Linked DNA regions of Homo sapiens: region 2 is linked to region 1. A link is an interaction called in ENCODE POLR2A ChIA-PET data of the cell type or tissue named here. Cell type or tissue: Panc1. All regions are shown on one strand.

What was found. ChIA-PET counts read pairs that join two places held together with the same protein. Peaks named below come from ENCODE experiments on the same cell type or tissue, not always from the same donor. Only the 100,000 strongest peaks of a DNase experiment are listed, where the experiment ranks them.
Region 2: POLR2A ChIA-PET joins it to region 1 with 7 read pairs; 2 of 35 experiments call an interaction of 5 or more read pairs at or near these places.

What each region holds. Positions count from the first base shown.
Region 1 is chr6:139,830,577-139,835,576 of GRCh38, reverse strand. The region is part of intron 1 of FILNC1 (FOXO induced long non-coding RNA 1); the gene reads right to left. Among named protein-coding and RNA genes, the nearest start is that of FILNC1, 62 kb to the right of the region's middle. In Panc1, no CTCF peak of the experiment used is centred here; no DNase peak of the experiment used is centred here; H3K27ac peaks cover 575 bases.
Region 2 is chr6:139,422,376-139,427,375 of GRCh38, reverse strand. The region is part of intron 1 of LOC107986651 (a long non-coding RNA gene); the gene reads right to left. Among named protein-coding and RNA genes, the nearest start is that of LINC01625, 50 kb to the left of the region's middle. In Panc1, no CTCF peak of the experiment used is centred here; no DNase peak of the experiment used is centred here; H3K27ac peaks cover 1,088 bases.

The sequences.
Region 1 (5,000 bases):
TAAAATGTAATCATTTCCCTACTGTAGTCCCTGGAAGGGCTTTTATGCAGTGTGCCTGCCATCCTGACTGGATTGGGGGAAGCAGTGAGACTCAAACATGAAAACTTTACAGATGAGCAGTTGATCTCCCAGTAATATTTAAAATTATGCATGGGTACCATAAGAGATTTCTTCTCCTATTAATGAATATCTAACAACTTAAACTGTTTATATCCTACTAACAGAGATGATAAAATATTTTTTCCCTTCTGATATATTCACAAGGAAGCAACTGTCTTTGATTAAGAAAATATTTCAGGCCAGGCACGGTGGCTCACACCTGTAATCCCAGCACTTTGGGAGGCCGAGGCAGGTGAATCACTTGAGGTCAGGAGTTTGAGACCAGCCTGGCCAACATGGCAAAACCCCTTCTCTATAAAAAATAGAAAAATTAGCCAGGAATGGTGGCATGCGCCTGTAATCCCAGTTACTCAGGAGCCTAAGGCAGAAGAATCGTTTGAACCAGGGAGGCGGAGTTTGCAGTGAGCTGAGATTGCGCCACTGCACTCCACCCTGAGCAACAGAGCAAGACCTTGTCTCAAAAAAAAAAAAAAAAGAAAGAAAGAAAGAAAATATTTTAACACAGTAGTTAGGGTATCACTTAGGAAACTTGAAAACCTGGGTTCAAAAGTCAATGCATCACATTAAGAGAAAATTGAGAGGACTTTATTTTTATTTCTGAAAAGTGACGGAAGAGAAGAGATAGAAAAAATTTGGGGAGATTAGAGCCTGTCACAGAGGAGGCAGCCAGGGAAAACCTCTGAGGATATATGGTAGCTTGGTGCAAATATCTGCTATAATTTCATCTCCATGAGAGCAGGGATGTTTGTCAGTTTTTTTCACTGATAACTCCCAAGCACCATGAGCTGTGCCCGGCACAATGTAAGGATTTAATGTTTTTTATAGAAAAGAGTGAATGAATGAATGAATGAATACACGAGTAGAAATTTTTAGTGTTCAATTTGAAATAGCTTGATCTTGGAATGTAAACTCTCAAAAAAACATTGGCCAACTTGACTATTTCCAAAGTTCTTTGTGAGTTGGTGAATGTTCTGAGAAAACTGCGGCTGAATTTCACATCTGGTAAAATCATGCCAAACAGACAGCACGTGTGAGAGAACATGATGATCCCTCACCCAACCTAATCCAGCGAAGGCAGATAAAGCCCCAGTACATGTGCAGGGATAATTGCGATATTTTTGGACTTCCATGGGGGCATAGAATGGGCTTCAAGCTGATTTTCTCTAAATACTACATGACCTGAAGTTTCCACCTAATGTCCAGGTTTTGTCCATTCATGTACCACCACATGTAAGAATTTGCCTGCATGTACTAGATCAGGACTGTAAGGAACAACAGAATAACACACACACACACACACACACACACACACACACACACACACACACCAATTTAGAAAACCCTCTCATAATATTAGTATAGTACTAAAGGAAAGGTTTAGAAGTTGATTACCCCAGGAAAGCATTGTGTTTAAGCTATACCAATCCAATGAGAATATACTGTGTCTTTCAAAAATCTTATTACAAAAGAGGCTGGGGGCTGAAAAATGAGATCGGAGGTGACAGATGAAGTGGGAGTAGCAGAGGGGAGCACCATCTCACATCTGGTTGCAGCTCTAAAGCCGTGGCTCAGACTGACCCTTTGCTCACCTGTGTTGATGCTGCCACACACGTAGGCAGCACTATGCCACGGGCACTATGTTTGCCCATGGGCTGCTGTCCATGCTGTTGCAAAATACCCCTGTTCCCATAAACTCTGCCCAGACCATGCATCACTGCCTTATTTGTGGCACTAATTCACCCATGACCTCCAACCTCTTTCAGGATTTAGAGCACCAAGTCCCTCTGCTGCCACTGCCCATTGTTCCTCTTAGTTTTTCTCATTGTCTCTGATGTTCACCCCTCCAGATGGTGGGGAGATGTACTGTTCTTAGGTTTGCACTTTAGCAGAGGCACCACTAGATTGAGGGGCTCTTGAGCCCTAATAATACTGTTTTTATCTTCCACTCAGCAAACTGGATTGAAGTCTAATTTTACAAAGCTTTGATGTTTTCTCTAGCCCTTTCTTTCCCATAACATGCAAAACTTTCTTCCCAAGGCACACAGATAAGGGAAACTGAGGCTATTTGTTTCCCTTTATACACAATTTATTTGTGAAGAGAGTATTTGCCAAACATAATTCACAGAAAACACAAACTGTACTTCATCCCAGGTTTCATCTCATTTTTATATCCTTACTTTCCTTGGGTCTTTTTCCCTAAAAACTTACTTTCCATTTATGTTATCTAGCTGTATTGAATATATTTGTACATGTTCTTCAGTTATTTCTAGAACAAGATGAAGTAAAATTAAGCAAGCATACTACGTACAGGTAGACACTCATGCCAAATGTGGCAAGACTTTTCACCGAGTCACTAGGGAACTTGAGAGCACCATCGTTGTTCCCATTGTACCACAGGTTCATCATACGATCTTGGCTGACTCTCTTCCCCCTCTGTTTTCATTTACTTTGGCATAAAGGAGTATCATAGCAGTTAACCTATCTCTGGGGTGTGTTCAGCTTTAATGAATAAATGTGTATAATGTCTTCGGAGCACCTCACATGAGATGTGCTGTAACTGTACATTATTAGAGCTGCTATTACAGCACCACCTCGGGACCCTTAGCCTTTAAGCTAGCTCGAGACGGGAGGTCTCGGAAATAATAACAGCCATTCTCCCAGTGTGCCTTTCTCCTGAAACCTCAGAGATCTTAAAGACATTACCTTATTATTGTAAAACTCAGCACGAGACGGATGGGAATGACTCCTGAGTATTTCTTGTTTCCAGGTGGGAGACATCAGGCAACACTTTTGCACTAACACACATTTCACCTGAAATGTGAGCACTTAACCGACATTGTTCATGTAAGAGAGAACCCCTAATTCATGGTTTCTCTGCAGAGACCTGGCGCTGGGTGATGCTGCTGCGAAGAGTGGCTCTAGTGTAGTATTACTTACGCCTCTCAAGATAGTAATAAAGGAATCAAGCCACATTCATATATTAATAATCATAGTGGTGATCATATGTTTTTATCTAGCCATAATTTGCAGAAGTTTGCTTAAGAAAGCATCCAATGTTTTTGACAGTAATATCAATGGAATGCACCAGAAGCCTCTATTTGTAGTTATATGGGTTATTGATTACTTTTAAATGGCTGAAACATTGGCTCTTATTTCAAATTATGACACACTTTTCATAGATATGAAATCATTGGCTGAGAATCAGAGTGTATTTGCCTAGAACCTCATTATTTGAAGGATGAAGAGGCCATTGGCTAAAACAATTATAGTATCAGCCTGCTTAAAAGTAATTCAACTACATTTCTTAAAACTATTCTATAAATCAGACAGCCCTTTCTTACAATTAGTCTTAATTGGGAGGCAATAATTTTATGACATTCAGTCTCAGTATTATGCTGTCCTTGATGCCTATATGCCCTGATGAGTTAAACCTTTCTAATAATGCTCTTCAGGCTCTTTAGTAACAAAGTCTTTTTGAATTGAGCTCCAAATGGACCTGGTTATACTGAAGTCTTCAAGAGTATAATTACTATTATTCATGGTGCTTTCAATGTTGAACCCTTTTTACCTTAAATTTTCTCCAACATTTTTATAAGTGATTTTTAAAGTTAACTCCATAATTCCACTACGTAACACTGCCATTACATACGGAGATGATGGAGATTTCAGTGAGTTGTCTGCTCACACAAATATATATTGGAAATAGAACGAGCCCCTGGGCTCTCTGTCACTTGGTTAAACCTCGGGCATTTGGCTGACATCATTCTTTGGCATTTGCCTCTCTGCTCTCACTCTTTTACCAACGGGTAATGGAAATATGGTTTTCAGCCTCAAATTATCCAAATGTGAGGAAACTAACTCCTTATAACATTCTGCCTTTCCCATTCAAGCCCCATCAAACTCCACATGGCTCCAGCACCTCTGTTCTTCAGCTAGTGGGAAAAGAGCCCAGACAAACTCAATGTCAGACGTTTAACTTAGTCTTAGGCCATTGCCAGTCACTGATTCCTCATGCTTCATGTAAAGGCAGAAAAAGACATCAATTTACCCAGGCTAGTTTATAATGATGTATGTTATGAAAGCATTCCTCCTAGACACCTGCAGCAGGTAGCCTAGGCTTTGAAGCATGAGATTTGATTTCTCCATTTCAGCATGCAGGCATACAAATATTGTTATTGATCATAACATTATCCCATCCTTTAAAAATACAGCTACACTATTTGATTAAAGTACTTTCCACTGCCATAAATTTCAGACTGACTCCCCTTCAGTGCAGAAATTCCTTTCCACTTGGTTTTTTAGAGTGTCTGCAATTAATTTCCTTGAGCAATTCTTTAGTCCCATGTCAGTGGATGGTTTAAAAAGGAGGAACTGGCAGGTTCATTATACTGGCAGCTTAGCAGAATACTAAACTGTCACCTCTAGTAAAATACAAAGTTTTGCTGCTTTCTAACCTTCTGGAGAAAAGTACATCATCGTTTCTACTGGACAAGAGACCTGAAATTGGAGAAAAGCCTGTGGTGATACAGTCTCGGTCTCATCACTCACTCATTCATGTGCGGACATTACTCAGCTCTTCCTGAGTCCTGTCTTCTCTTCTCCCAAGGCAAAGAATCAATTCACCCAACTGGGCTACCAATTGTCTGCATTTAGCAAAAGGGCACCATCACTGTTTGGTGGGAGCCAATCCTAGTATTTGTGTTACAAATCAGTTCAAGTTCTGACTCATAGCTTTCTTAAAAGCCAAAGAAAAATATTGGGGCTGGTGTATTATAGAATGAATTTTGAGTTTTCCCAGGAATTAAACTTGATTTACCACTAACCAAAACAGAACACTGCACGCTATTTTTAACAACAGTTCTTTTATTGAAACAATTAGA
Region 2 (5,000 bases), 410 kb after region 1:
GTGAATCACAGACTCTAAATAGAGAGGAAAAGGTGTATCAGCCAACATTTACCTTGCCTCCCCTGGGCTGAAAAACTCTTCTAGTGCCTGCAGCACTCTCTTACAAAGATGAATAAGCCAAGACCTGGCCCTTGAAGAGTTTGTACCTGGTTGGGAAGGCTGGCAGGTAACTAAAACACACGTCTTAGTATGGGACGTGCCAAACGTTGAATAAAAGTGAAGGGCAGCAGGACAGATAACTCCAGTCTTCAGGGGAGGGGGATAAGGTTTCCCAGAAGAGAAGAGAGGGCACCCTATCTGGGTCTTGGAAAGACAGCGGGATTCTGAGAGGAGCAGCAAGGACAGAGGCAGCTCAGAGAGGCCAGGACAGGGTGTGGGGAGGAACCGGGCTCTGCATGGGTGTGGCAGCTTCTCTGCCAATCGGGGTCGGCGATGGGGAGGTTTTGAACGTCCAGGGACATTGGACTTGACTCCTTGGTTCTTTCGAACATTTCAGGTCTGCTTTCAAATTGAAAAGCAACTCTGCCCTGTGTATCAATGATGAATTAGAATCAGGGAGAGAACTGAAAAGAGTATCTTTGCATATGCTTTTTGTTTCTTTTCTGCTATTTGAAAAAGTGATCACACATGCAAATCAACGATTGGCTCTTCGCTGTATCCAGCAAGTACTTATTCCTGAGTACACATTTACTCTCCACAGCAGTACTATAGGGGGTTCCCTCACCCCTGCTTTGTGGGGCCCTACCAGACCAGATCAACTTTTAGCTTAGAGGTTTTATCACCCATGTGTTCTTGGCACATTGAAGGCTAGCCTTCAATACAAAAGGGTCATTATTACCATTGCAGGGGCACAAGTCCCTTGAAATTATCTACAACATTGTTCCTGTTTGGTTTTTGTTTGGTTTACTGGGTTTCCTCTGCCTATTCTGGATGCAAATAGGAGTTAAAAATAATTCTAAAGGGATGCTATTAAGTACTTAAGCTTTCTTTTATATTATAAGAAACAATCCCATGTCTTGTTGGTAAAATCAAAACTATGTTGATGACAATTTAGACATGAAATACCCAGCAGAGACAGACCATGATTATTTATGAAAGGCTCTATCAGGAAATTATTTACATCTTTGGGCAATTTCCACTTTGCTTGTGATTTAAGTCCTATGAGTATATTTCATCTAGTTATTCACACAAAGTTAATGGAGCTGTCTCTACTGTGTTTTTGATAGCACAGCATGTTGAATCTGACTCCCACCTTCCTTTCCCTAATTATTTGTAAGCTTTCCTCACCTCTGTTTTATTTTCTTTGCAGAGTCATTCTTTATTTCAGAAGGAAGGCAACATGTGGAGTGTGAGATGTGGTTTTGGAATGTTCTCTATTTCCAGAGCCGTTGTTTGGGACCAGGTGCTGACCGGTCAGATTACAAAAACAGGAGAGTAATTTGTACTTGTCACCTGGAGAAGCTCTTGTCTAGAGATATCAAATACTATCCTTTTCACCTGATTCAGAGGAAAGAGGTAGCATCTTGGTGGCACCATTGTGCCCTCTCAAAGTGCCCTCTAGTCCTCCAAACTGTAGCTTTATTTTCTCAGTACTGAAATCATTGTGCTTTTCCCAGGCATTGAATTAAGAGAGAAGCAGTTGACTATAGGATGGGTTACTTGTCAGAAACTCACGCCTGTGGTGCTGATGGCAAAGAAAGTTCTGGCACCAGAGTTTCAAGCTGAAGGAAGATTTATTGAGAGACTAAATCAGAAGAGTATCAGTTATTTCTCCAGCACATTTTCAAATTAGATGAACATACCTGACCTCCTAATTCCCAAACCAACAGATTTTAAAGGGCAAAACAGTCACACCACAATACTGAAAGAGATCAGCCCACAAGGCAGACTGTCATTTTTAGCCACAGGTTTAAATGAGTGTGTCTTGGAATCAACACAGTGGGAAAGAGAATACATTTTCCACCATAACACACATGGGGAGCCAACACCTCCAGGACACATGGCAGACTGTGTGAGATTGTTCTAATGGAGAAATAAACCAGTCACATAAAAATTTCATTCCCAAGAAAGCATCATCACCAAACGAAGGGGGAGAATGTAGAAGGGGGGGGAGGAAAGATGGAAACTGACATATCCTGAGTATATTCTATCTAAATTTCAACCACTTTCTCCATTACCCCTTTTATATCCCTAAAAAGATTTGTAAGGTGTAACTTTTCCTCCCATTTTACAGAAAAAGAAAAAGAAACTAAGTTTCAGAGAGTAAGCTAAATAGGCTAAAGTCACACAATTAATAAAATATTATATCAGGTTTTGCACCCAAGATTCCTTATTTGAAAGCCCACCTTCCCTTTAAGGGACCACACTGCCTAATTTTAACCTGTTGTAATTCAATATTAGTACTGAATTACAACATACTCTAAAAAGCATACTCTAAAAAAGAGAAGAGTGTGGAAAGACACTAAGCTAGAAGTTCCTCAGTTGTTCACATCACTGGTAAGAGCAGGATTCTAGATTATTTTGGATAGGGTACAGAAAAAAATCATTTACATGTGATGTTAGAATGCATTACATAAGAATATTTTTGCTACAACAGAAGTAAAGTTACCTTCCCTAATGTGTTCTGATTGTACTAATACTGAAATTGGACCATGGATACAGACCACCTAGCAACTGATTAAAAGGCACCAAGAGCTTTCATAGAAAGCCAATCTAGGGACAAAAGTTTTGTCACAGATTGCAATGTTAGGAGGAAATTGTCTGGCGGCAGGAATAGGGGACCAAAGAAATTCAGAGATAAAACTTTCACCTTTATAGCCTGTCAAATTATATACCCTGAATGTACACAGACAAATTCCCCAGGCACTTTAGGAATCACATGCGGGTGTGTCTATGTGTGTGTGCGTGTCTCTATGTGTCCCATTTGCCCTCTGAAGAAGGCTTAACTAGATTATATCAAACGATGCAACCCATTTCCAGAAGATGCAATTGACGTTAAATCCCAGAAGGCAGGCTGGTATCTGCCAGTATCATTAGGGTCTAGGGAGAAACCAAAACAGATCTTGCACTTCACCAATTTTATGCTGTGGAGAAAAATGTCCCCCCACCATGATGAGCAGGGCAGGTTGCCAGCTCTCTAAAGAAATCACAGGTGGCCTGTAAGGATAACCTGGTATCAGGAACCACAGTGGTGATAATCGAGCACACAATGTAAGCAGATTTCTTTTTAACCACCACTTTCCCGGAACTGGAAATATGCCATCAGGTGTGAACCTACTTAATCACTATATTAGAAGTTGCCAGCTGGGCACAGTGGCTCACGCCTGTAATCCTAGCACGTTGGGAGGCCGAGGCGGGTGGATTGCAAGATCAGGAGTTCGAGACCAGCCATTTCAAGAATAACCTGGCCAACATGGTGAAACCCCATCTCTACTAAAAATACAAAATTAGCCAGGCCTGGTGGTGCGTACCTGTAATCCCAGCTACTCAGGAGGCTGAAGCAGGAGAATTGCTTGAACCCGGGAGGCAGAGATTGCAGTGAGCCGAGATCGTGCCATTGCACTCTAGCCTGGGTGACAGAGTGAGACTCCCTCTCAGAAAAAAAAAAAAAAAAAAAAAATGAAGTTGCCAACAAATAGCCAGGTTTGCTCTAAATAATTGTTTTGAAAAAAATTGAAGCAAAACAAAAATATTTCCCACTTAAGTCTGAAAAAGAATACTGAGAAAAAAAAAAAATTCAAGACACTCAGCTTTTCAAAGACTCCATGAACCTTGGGCTTTTTGTCTGTAAAATGCTCTTTCTGCCCAAGTTGTGGTAGTATTGAAAGGAAAATTTAGAAAATGTTTCACTGAACAGAGCCAAGGCACTTCCACATTACGCAATGCATAAAGTGTATTCATATAGAATGAAATTAGTCTCAAGCAATACTGTAGTCACGCTAGCAACGAAAAAAACTAAAGAATAAGAAATTATAATATGAAGAAAATATTTGGGGGTATTCTAAATGTTGGAGCTAAAGAAAAACTAAAACGCGAATGATGAAGTAAATGATGGCTTTTCCTTTCTTTTCTTTCCTTAGTTCCATCACCTTCTAACATGCCATTTAATTTATTATCTTTATTGTGTGTCTGTCTCCCCTGCCAGACTGTACCCTCCCTGAGGGCAGGAATCTTGATAGGTTTGTTTATTCATTGCTACATCCCAAGCATCCAGCACAGTGACTGGCACATTGTAGTCAGCAAGCACATATTTCTTAACAAATTCATTTATAATGTGATAATGATGAAAGGCGCCCAGTGCACCTTTGAGAAAGACTGATGGGATGACTTTGGGCCATTTCACAGGGGAAAATCTTCTGGCTGCTTTCTTTTAGTCAGGGATTTATAATGATGGAGGAATCTGGGGTTGCTCTGGACACCGTAGATCTCAAGGAGCTGGAATGGTGTTCTCTGAATATTTTGTGATGAAGAGTGAGAGCATCCGTCACCTCCTGGTCACCTCAGCTGCTCCTCTTCCCACGCTGGGTGTGTGTGTGCTAACAACACGCTGGTACATTCGCTTTTGGCTCTTCCACCCAGAAGAACATCTGAATCCTCCATGGGGTCTTCCTCTCTCTTCCCCTGGGCCTGTTGTTGGCGTTTCCCTTAGCAGAGTTCCATCCATTTTCCTAGAAACACTGCCTATTATCAAAAGGTCTGGAGCTAGGGGCAGGGAGCAGGTTGTGGTGTGAAACCCTCTAGACTCTTTGGTGGAAGGGAGGAAGCTCCAGCCCACCCCTCCCTTTGGGGTAGGAGGAAGAGCCCAGGGTTTGCTTACCCAGGGGAGACAGTTCTGCTGGGATCCAGCTCCCCAGCCTTGCTGAAGTCTGTGTTCTCAAGCCAGCCCTGTCATTAACCAATGTTTCTTATTTAGTTCTTAGAATTTTAGAGTAAACTTAGAAATACAATTTAACTTCCTCATTTTAGAAAAAAGAAAACTAAAGCTCAGAGAGGGAAATTGA